2 separate regions of the Mus musculus genome follow, and region 2 is linked to region 1. A link is a loop called in an ENCODE intact Hi-C map of the cell type or tissue named here. Cell type or tissue: left cerebral cortex. All regions are shown on one strand. Each heading gives the region's core, and the rest is flanking DNA. Links, peaks and the distances in the headings are about the cores only. Region 1 holds the start of Chrm3 (cholinergic receptor, muscarinic 3, cardiac). Region 2 overlaps Chrm3 (cholinergic receptor, muscarinic 3, cardiac).

What was found. A loop is a pair of places that touch in the nucleus more often than their neighbours do. Peaks named below come from ENCODE experiments on the same cell type or tissue, not always from the same donor. Only the 100,000 strongest peaks of a DNase experiment are listed, where the experiment ranks them.
Region 2: it touches region 1 in a loop (4-fold over the local background); 3 of 42 quality-filtered maps call a loop at or near these places.

The regions. Positions count from the first base shown.
Region 1 is chr13:10,356,428-10,361,807 of GRCm38, reverse strand. It overlaps Chrm3 (cholinergic receptor, muscarinic 3, cardiac), which reads left to right and starts at 1,005. Exons shown (of 5, transcript NM_033269.4): 1 at 1,005-1,544. Gm26861 (a long non-coding RNA gene) reads right to left here and starts at 2,329. Exons shown (of 7, transcript XR_001780860.2): 1 at 1,872-2,329. In left cerebral cortex, for the core only: no CTCF peak of the experiment used is centred there; DNase peaks (open chromatin) are centred at 1,618, 2,174, 2,425, 3,043 and 1 more place; H3K4me3 peaks cover 3,722 bases; H3K27ac peaks cover 2,174 bases.
Region 2 is chr13:10,236,041-10,241,420 of GRCm38, reverse strand. The region is part of intron 1 of Chrm3 (cholinergic receptor, muscarinic 3, cardiac); the gene reads left to right. Among named protein-coding and RNA genes, the nearest start is that of Gm26861, 120 kb to the left of the region's middle. In left cerebral cortex, for the core only: no CTCF peak of the experiment used is centred there; DNase peaks (open chromatin) are centred at 1,060, 2,243 and 4,954; H3K27ac peaks cover 709 bases.

The DNA of each region.
Region 1 (5,380 bases), core at 67-5,066:
GATCAAGATGGGAGTTCAAAGCAGACCCCAGGGAAGAGGAGGGCTAGAGAAGCAAGAAACAAGGAAAGAAGGAAAGAGGGAGGGAGAGAGAGAGGAAGAGCAGGAAGGGTCAGGGATAAAGAAAAAGAAACAAAGAGAGGAAGGAAGGAAGAAGGGAGAGGAAGGTAGAGAGAGAGAGAGAGGGAGGGAGGGAGAGAGAGAGAGAGAGAGAGAGAGAGAGAGAGAGAGAGAGAGAGAGAGAGAGAGAGAGAGACTAGTGAGACTGTGGTTTAATTTTCCTGGCTGAAAAAAAAAAGTGTGCACACATGTGCATATGCACGCAGACGCGTTCTTTTCAGCAGTGCTTCTCTAATTTCTCCTAAAGTGTAAACTTCTGGGGAGCAAAGCTGCCCTGTCCTCTGCTACTTCGCTCTGCATAAACAAACGCTCTTTAAATCTCAAATCGTACACGCACCATACTGTCCCCTTGAGAAAGGTTGCCAGCCGGCTCCTTTATTTTCTGGAGCTGAGGTTCACTTGTCCATAAGTTCAGTCCAAGAAATCGCATTCTTCATACCCTTCTAAGCAATTGAAGGAAACCCACTTCAGACTTCAAATGGAACACGGAAACATCTGATCAACATCAACCCTTGAAACACTGAGCGCAAATAGGGAGCACGTGAGGCCACGCTGGGTGGGTGGAAACTCCTCGCCCAGGTTCTGTGCCCGGCCTCTAGCGATCCTATCCGAAAAGTACCCAGGATCTCCCTGGGCTGGTTTCCCTCGCCCCTGCCAGGCGGAGAATACAGCCAAGCCAGCACGCGGGGAGAAGCGAGGAGCCCGCGGTGCCACTGGGCATGCTCAGAAACAGAGCAGGTTTAGGGCTCCAGCAGGCAGCTAGTGAGTTACACTGAAAGAAGAAGGACTAGGAGGAGGAGGAAGGGGAGGAGGACGAGGGCAGCAGTAGCCACGATCGCCACCACCAGGCAGAGGAAGAGTTCATGAGGAGGGACAGATCTCCTCCCACTTGGAGCGCCTTCTGTCTGCTTTTGGAGAAAAGAATAAAACATATACAAAGAGGCAGAGAAAAGGAATGAGAAGTGAGAGAGCAGGAGGGTAAAAAAAAAAAAAATTAAGGCGAGATCAGAGAGGGCTGGGGTGGGCAGGGGCGCGCAGGACGCGGGGGCGGACTAACCGAGCCCCAGTGCGGTCGCCCGGGCAGGTGCCACGGCTGCTGCCGAGAGGCGGCATGTGACGCGCGGCCGCAGCTGCCCGCGGGCGGAGCGCGCTCGGACCCGGGAGCGCAACCGCGGGCCAAGTCGGCTGCAGCCGGGAGCCCCGCACTCGCGACCGGCCGGGAGGAGCCCGCAGCTGCGCTTGCACCCAGAAGCCGGGCGATGCAGACAAGGGCGGCTCCGAGGCACGAGCGAACCTGAGGACAGTCGCTGTCTCCGAACTCCCTGCTGCGAGAGACCGAGGTTCGGTAGAGCGGACTGGACAGTCCGGGAGATTCGGGGAGGCGCGGAGGACTGGAGTGGGACAGCCACCTGGAGCACGGCTGCCAGGTAAGGACGTGCGCTGCTCGCTACCGCGCAGTGCAGAGAGGCTAGCAGCGAACCTGACCCGGTTTCTTGCCTTATCTGGTGGTGAAATAAGGGGAAAAGTTTTCTGCCTCCGTAGGAAATTTGTTTGCTGGTGGAGTTTAAAGGAAGGACTGAGGAGGGACGAAGAGAGGTGGTTTTGTCAATCTAGGGGAACAGGAACTGGATATCTGTCTGGTGAGGAGTTGGAGCGCAGGGACGAAGGGTGGAGAATGCGGAGGTGGCACCCGAGCGCCTGGGAAAGACAGGGGCAGGCGGTCAGTGGCCAAGAGAGCACCCCTGTCAGCTCACCCGGATCCCTTGGGCTTCTTTTTTCTCTCTCATAGGCAGGATCCAAAAGCGAAGAAGGGAGCGCCAGAGCTGTTTGTCTGGGCTCCTGTGTGCTGGGTCCTCTGTGGGCCTTTCAATACCGTTTTAATTTTTTTTTAGGAAAGCTAAGTCAGATCCCTGCCAACCTTGCAGCGAGGGACGACTCTTGGGGTCACTTTTCTGGAGCGAAAAGGCGGTTTTCATTCCACGCCTGGTGACCTGGGAGAGGGTACTGCGCCAGGGCGCGAGTCTACTCTGGCTCAGCCAGAGCTGCTAAACTATACCGGATCTCTTCTCCGGAGTCTTCCCGCTCCTTTCTGGCACAACCTCGTTTCTGTGCGCAGCTTGTTTCTATGTGGTGGTTTTTAAACCGCTGAGGTCAGGGAGATGGTTGACCCAAAGGGGTAGAATTCACTTGTCCACTCCACGCTTTGAGTATTGGAATTGTGACGCTGCCTTGTCTGCCGGTGTGTGAGACTCTCCTTGCACGCAAGGGTTGGAAGTAAGAGAGGAAAGGAGCATTGGGGACTCGCATCCATATGGATGCATTTTTCAAAACCGCAGACCTTGTTTTGTGGATAAGTGTTTTGAACCTGTCTGAAGTCTGTAAGCATATATGCCACCATCCACCCACCCGACTCCACTGATATTCTTGACAGGGTTTTGAAAGGGTGGCAGACTCTGCTGTTAGGGAAACTGACCACTTCATTGTGAGCTTTCAACAGATCTTTCCTTTCCCTCTTTGCCTCTGAGGTTCAACAAGATAGGAAATGTACCATTCCTGGACACACACACACACACACACACACACACACAGCACTTTGCCCCCGCCCCCACCCCTTTTTGGGTTACTATTTGAAAACAGAACATATTCTTAAAAGCCTGCTTAATAATTATGGAGTCCAGAGCGTTTCATATTGGGAAAGCACTTATTCTGCAGGAACGGTTCAACACGGTTTCCTGTGTTTAAAACAGTGCTAGTGGATTTGCTGGAGAGATCTTACAGGAAGATATACCTTTCAAAAAGGAGAAAGGGGAGCCTGGAAAAATGCACACATGGATGCGGTGGATGAATATTAAACAGGAATGAGGTCTTTCCATTGCTGTGCCACTCGCTGGTGGCTCCCTGCTGTGGCAGGAGCTGGTGTTGGGACGTATACATGTGCAGGGGTCATGCTTACCTCTTCCATGTGTGATCTCATAGGCCACAGAAGTGGAGTGTGAACCCCACATCTACCACTTGATAACTCTGTCTTTAGACGATGTTTGTGTGGCTTGCCTCCGTTAGCTTAACACGCAGTTACCTACTGTTAAGCCAGAAGGCATGTCATTTCCGAAGTTCTGTAAGACAACACAACTTTAGCAATGGATTACTCTATTAAAAATAATGGCTGCAGATCCGATATAGACTGTACCTTAGGCTTGGGGAGGGTGATTTGAGGTGGAATTAAACAGGAAAACAAGAGTGATGTAAGACTTTAAAACAAACAATACTAGATAATGATTTAAATGGACTCAATAGTTTAATAACAAAATGAGATAAAAGGCAAGACCTTTTGAGAAACCTTTGAGCATAAATCTTTGGTCGTAGAAAATTGTTAGGCAAGGGTGTAATTTGAAGAAGTAGATTGTATGGAATTGGGTGAGATTTAGATAAAGACTAGACATTAAAATAAGAGTAGTTCTGTCTTAAACCTACTCTAAAACTTATGTACGAAGCTTTAGGGAGATCTGGAAGGATTCACTGCTTTTTCCTGACAGGAGGCTGGACAAACCTTGCTTCAAACATATTTGTTTCTGAAGATTGCTGAAGCAAGGATAAATACGCCCTTTAACATGTATCTTTTCATTTTTCCTTATAAAAAAATAAATGACTTAACTTTTACACAAGAAAAAAATGTTATTTTAAACTATAATATATGAGAATACAAGCTCATTTTAATTGTACTTTATTTAATTTTTAATAGTAGGTAACCTGTTGAATGTGAGGTGTGTGGAAGGGTAATGTATAGAGCTAAGATTTCTTGGATTCGTGGTAATAAACTGAATACAAACTTAAAGGTTATGATTCTAAGCTTTCTGAAGTGCTAACACTTATTTTTAAGGTTTTTGTTTTTTCTTTTTGTTTTTTTTTTAAACCTAAAATATCACATATCTTGAGCCAACATAGTGTTCTTGCCTGATAATGATGTTAGCCTTGGCAGATTCAGTTGCTTACACCTAAGTGGCCTGGACATCATCACTGGGTCTGGTTTGCAGTGTGGGACGTTTACATGTAGAGCACTTGTGGTGACCCTTTCCACCAGGGACGAATAAAGGGTTCTACAGAGATGTGTACCCCAATCCCCTTCATGTATGAAGCCTAACTTTATGTCATGGTGTGTTAAGACTCACACCATTATGTCGTCAGCATGGTATGTCATGACTCATACCATTATGTCGTCAGCATGGTTTTGAAGAATGACTAATTGGAAATATTTTCTTTTACACAGTATGCTTGTGAATTGAAAATATATCTTCCTTGCAGAGAAATATTTTAAAAGGCATATATGCTTCCAACAAAAGAATTAATCAAAACCCTTCACTATTTTTATATTTTAAATGAATCAGCATATATAAATATGACTGTTGCTTAGTTGTTAAGAGCAGTGTATACATGGTTTCCCAAAATGTGGTATTTAAGAAATGCAACACCAGACACCTCCTCCCCCCCCCTCTCTCTCTCTCTCTGTGTGTGTGTGTGTGTGTGTGTGTGTGTGTGTGTGTGTCTAGAAGGTTCTGTGAATCTAGTGGAAATTCTGTTCTGGTTCTTACCCCTTGGGCTGGACTTTCAAACTCAAGTGAAAGTCTTGGCTTCATGACAAGATAATCTAATGAATTTAACACAAGGCAAAGCCAGTCAAGGTGAGAGTTAGATGCAAGTGTCTGACAGACTCTGTTCTATGTTAAGGAAGCCGCCTGGGCCTTGGATCAGGTACAAAGCTGATGCCTGATCCCAGATCATTCAGTGTCCAATGTGACTCCCTCTGTGTTCTCCTTAAAGACACCCTGGAAGGGCCAAAGTTGTCCCTTTTAGGGATTTAGATTGCTTTCTTTCAGAGTGCCTTATACTGATGCATTCCTGGTTGATGGAGACTTTCCCTGGAATTGGTAATGGAGGCTGTTGAAAGTAAGGAGCCACACAGATCCTGCATGAAGACAGTAAGCCTTCCCAAGTCTTTATCTCTGCCCAGTGGAAATGTTTGCCCATCTACAACTCAAGGCAGACACAAGGACAGAACCCATGCAAAAGAATATTTTTGTTTCGTACATACACGTTCATGTATGTGTGGGTGTATGTGTGTATCAGTAAATCATTTGCACATGTTTGCAGCAGCAAGAAATCAGCCTCTTTCTCTGGTACTCTCTACCTTATTTGTTTCTTTGTTTGCTTGTTGTTTATGTTTTGTTGACATAGTGTCTCTTCATTGACCTGGGACTCACCAGGTCAC
Region 2 (5,380 bases), core at 200-5,199, 120 kb after region 1:
ATAGTATAGATGGTATGAACAGAATGTTGAACATGTGTGTATATTATTTGAGGTTGTGTATTAACTACTTATAAAATACAAGGTAGAATCACTTTAATGTGCCTAGTCAGATTGCCACACTGCCTTATGAAGTTATCACAAAAGAATCTTGAACTTGAATATATCATATACATAAAGAAGCTGAAGCTGAATAATTTAATTGCACTAGGCCCAGGCATGCCACAACCAACTGCATCTGAGTGCAGGCTGTGAACAAACCTGCCTTTCCATTATTCCCACTGTGATGAAGAGAGATGAACTATGCATCACCCATCCAGTGTCAATGTTGTTCCTAAGTCTATTTCATAGTATGGTGTGATTGTGTCTAACGTACAATAGACATCTAAAGAATGCTTGTTAAGGGATTAGCCACTTAGAATCACTTAACACATAAATGTGGGAAATTCAGTTCAGATGCCCAGTACCCCTGTAAAAAGACAGGAATTCTGGTGTGTGATTGCAGCCCCTGACCAGGAGGTAGAGACAGGTAGATCCCTGGGATTTGGGAGCCACCCAGCCTAGCATAACGTAGGAGTCCAAGTCCTAGTGAAAGACTCTGGCTTAAAAATTAAGATGGCCTGCTCCTGAATAACAACATTTGAGACTGATCTCTGTATTCTCCATGTACATAAACCCCCTACAAACACATGCACATGCATGCTTGTATATATATATATATATATATATATATATATATACCTACACGTGTGTGCATGCACATGCAAACAGACATAGAGAGAGAGAGAGAGAGAGAGAGAGAGAGAGAGAGAGAGAATAACTGCATACTGCTATTCAAACACAGTCTCCTGGCTTGCCCCAGTAGTCTCCTATGCGTTGTGTGGTGGAAGAAATGAGATACTGTCAAAGGAAAATGTCACGCTGGTTTCTTTTTCATACCACCCTTGCTGGATTCCAGCACAGTGTCAGAACTGCTTTGGTGCTTTCAGAGCCTGCCTTCCACAGATGTGTTAGCAGTAACTTTTAGAAAAGTCAAGAGCTGCAAATGACACTTCCATTTGGCACATCTCGTTGTCTCTGTAAATTTAGGATCTCAAAGTAAGCTAGCCTAGCCAATTCCACTAAAATTGTATACAGTTGCCTTTCTTCACTGCCTCCAGGTCTGAACCTTTCAGCCAGGGAACTTTTTTCAGAGCTTATAGTTAGATGGTGATGGAGGTAACATGAGGCCCTGGAGATGAAGGCACAGGTGTGCACACCTGTTGATATTTTGAATTTTTGGAACACTTTGCCTCCAGCTCTTCAGATTCCAGCTGTCGCCCCCTCAGAAAAGCTTTTTTCAGCTCTCGGTCCATGGTCACGTCACACTCCATTGTTTATCATTTTCCCCTGGGTTTCTTTTTCCAGCAGCTGTCACAGTGTGATCACTAGTTGCTGCATGTGTTGGCTGGATAGTTGATCTTCCACACAAGCGTGCCAGCCATGCATCCATGGGGACACATGCATTAGCTTTGCCCATGGAATTCTAGCTCCCACTATAGTACCCAATACCTAATACTTATTTCATGGATCAGTGAGTATTTGTTTTAGTTTGAACCTATTGCTCTATCAACTAATCGTCTTACAGCATTCTGTAATAAACAACTCATGTGCTGCTCTGTATTAGCCCATTATTTCTCATGAAGGAATGAGAAGCAGAGTTAAAATCTAGGATCTGTAGCATCCTGACCATGGAAGTAGCTCCCTGACCACTTTCATTCTGCTTTAATGTAGAAAACCCAGGGTCACTGAAGTCTAAAGGTTAAAAGAGCTTCCCAGATCAAGATAGCTATAGTAGCTTACGTAAGGTGACCAGTTCCTAGACTACTAGTTCAAAGAGTACTTTATATACTAACAGTGCAGGAGGAAATAAACCCCCAATGATGATGCTTTACAAATAAAAAGAGAATGTAAAGATTATGAATATGCTAAGGAATGAAAATAGCCAAAGAGATGCCCCTCTCTATATGTGCACTCTAGATTCCTAGAGATTTAAGGACTATATTGTATATATTATACATGCATACTAAGTTCTCATATTATCATCCTGTCCCCCTCGGTTTTTTTTTTTTTTAGAAACAAGCCTTCTGTGGTTTTCAAAATAAATACCACTTTTACTGACAGCTTCTATCTTTATCTCTCCAGAAGACAGAACCCTGCCATTGTGCATTCCTGCAATCTGGCATTTGGTACAAGGAGGCTGCCCTCCCCTTACAGAACTTGAACCCCCACACTGGAAAAATTGCTCTGCCTCTCCTTGAGACTGGGATGTTCTAAATATATTAATATGATGTTCAGTGAATTGTGGCAATGTCCATTCTCAAGGTTTATGAAGCACACACTAATACTAGATAAATGTGTTTAAGAAAATTCTTATTGTGGAATTTCTTATCCTGAGGCCTTTGGGTGGTGGAGTCAGACAAGAACACAGCCCCTAATATTATGCCTATCCTAATGCTTCTACATCTAGGCTACTTGGCACCATCATCCCAAGGACCTTTCCCCCTAATTTATTAATTGATAAGTTTGTATCCATATAAACCATATATCTGACCCTATCCACCCCCAACTCCTCCCTCCAATATTTTAGAAGCCTCTGAGGCTCTAGACAGGACAGTTTCAGCTGAATCCCTGGGAGTGAAGCTCAGACTTAGGTCTTAAAGCTTCTCAAGAGACTCCTTTGGAAGGCAGGTTGGAAAATCCTGAGCTAAACTTACCTGAAGCCTGAGCTGGGTTCAAAGTGGACTGGAAAGAGGCATAGTCTTCTAGGGAGTGGTTGGGATTGAGTTCAGATACCAGCTTTCCTCACAACTAGTATACTAAAACAAACACAACTCTTTTACCATTCTAGCCTATCTCAGTGTTCATTGAAACAGCCCCTAAGCAAGAGATGCTGACCTAAATTACCCTGTAATTAACCTGATTCACATCTCCTAATAGGATGCTTTTTTCAGTCTTGTACAGCTGAATCTTACTTCCAAATCTATAAAGTCTGGTTAGGGTTGTACCACACATGAATCGCTGACTTTTACTATTAGTAGACAGAGATACGAAGTATCTCTACTTGAGTCAAGAGCTTTAGCCAGGCATAATGGTACACCTGCCCACTGGATGTGACAGCTGACCAGGCATTGGTACTTTCTAGAGACCCCTAGCTAATATGAGGTTCCCCTATACCTTTAGCTAATAAAAGTTTCTCAATACCATGTTTGTGCCATTGTTTCTGTTAAGTGCAAGTATGTGCTCCGTGTGTCAGGCCCGTGTTGAATGAGACTAATCCCTAAACCAGGAACTAAACATGGTATCATTTATTAGACTTTATTTTTCTGTTACATTGTCTTTGCCACCAGTTTTATACCAAGTTTGTTCTGTCCACTGTGGAAGCCATAGTGGTAAAAAAAAAATAGTTTTCACTGTGTCCCTTTGACATCTCCAAACCATAGTGAGTCTTTGATGAAGGCAGTTTTGCTTCATGCTAACAGCCTGCAGAAGACTCACTGTATTTATCCTCGTTTCTCAGATGAAAAGACAGTCGGTTGGATAAAGTTTGCTCAGCAAGGTAACATGGTTAATAAATGACAGAAGTAGAGGAGCCAACCCTAGGATGTTGAATTTTCAAAACCTAAACTGTTGAACAAGAATTGTGAAGACTAGATTTATTTTTAAACCAACTCTTTAAAAAAAAAATCAGTACCAATGTTCATTTGTATCTTTTCATGTTCCCACTCACCTTATCTTCACCAGCCTTCACCTCAACCACCATTGGCATGTTGACTGCTGACAATCGGAGATAATTGAGAGTGTCTTACCAATTGATACTCCTGAAGTCTGGGATGTTTGCTCTCTGCTTCAAGATGAACCGTCACTTTCAATTTTCAGACTCTGTTCAAATGTCAAGCAATTCCCTGTGAAGCTTGGCCTGAGCTCCTGTGTCTGTTAATTACTCTCTCCTCTGTGCTCTTGCATCTCTTGGCAGATACTACAACCCAGAATCCATCACTCACTAAATAATGATTTCTGGTGTTTTAATTAACCTTCATTAGCCTCAGTTTCCCTATCTATACAAAGGATGACAATCAACATACTCCTCTTGGTAGCTTATGAGTATGAAAGGAGACACTTCATCTGTATTGGTTTGACTGACCGTGGTCCCCTGGGCTCGTATGTATGAATATTTGATACCCAGTTTAAGAAAGTGTTAGGGAGGGATTAGGAAGTAATACCTTGTTGGAGGAAGTGTGTCACTGCATGTGAGTTTTGAAATTTCAAAAGCCCATGACATTCCCAGTTTCCCAGTTAGCTTTTTCTGTATCATGATACTCTTTCAAGATATAAGCTTTCAGCTATCACTCCAGAACTATGCCTGCTTGTCTGCTGCCTGATGTCCCCTGCCATGATAGTCATAACCTCTATCCCTCTGGAATTATGAGCCCCGAATTAGACCCTTCTATAATTTGTCTTGGTCATGGGATTTTAACACAGCAATAGAAAATTAAATAAAGCAGAATACAAGATACTTAACTGCATATCACAGAATAAGAATGTGTAAAATTCCAACTATGCCATTCTATTTCATCTCTTTGTTATTAAAGCCCATGCTGCTGTAGGTTCATCAGTGATGCTTGTGAACTTCCCAGCTATGGGTTCTTGGGCAGATTTACAATGTCAGACATATGTTTTTCCTCCTTTAGAACAAGCATTAAACTGAAGCAGAATGTGGCTTGTTATCCTCATAACATATGTGTCATTATTGCATCCATGGGCATATCTTGCCATGCATTTTATTATTGTAGCTTGCCGGGTTCACAGGAGGGTAAGGCTGATGACTCCGCGAGCAGCCTGCTTAGCACCTTCTGCTACTATGAAATCTAGCCAGCAGAGAAGAAGCTTCCTAGTCATGTACTCAAACTCTTAAAAATATTTTCTCCTGCTATAGGATTGCTTTGTAGGAGGGTGGGCATGACGATCTGTAATTTGTATCTCTAGGTTTTGCCAAGTGCTTAGCTCAAAATGGAAACCTGTGAGCTCATGCATGCTTCTCAACTCCTCCATCCCCTAAAGAAGGTCCCACCCAAGGCTGAAATGTGGCTTCAAAGAAAAGTGTATAAGTGATTGACATAAAGAGTCTTTAATAAAGGTCATCCTCTGTTGTTACTTACTGAGCTTTAGAGATACAGAGGCTACAGCTAGGACACAGTCACACACTTTAACATCACTGCTTTCTTTCTCTTATGCTGAGACTATGGCATGTCACCACAGCCCGTGCTGCCATGGTCCCTCTGAGTAGCAGGGTCCTGAAAGATCTTGTGGTCTCATCTCACTGGTGCTTGGCAGACCTGAGTCC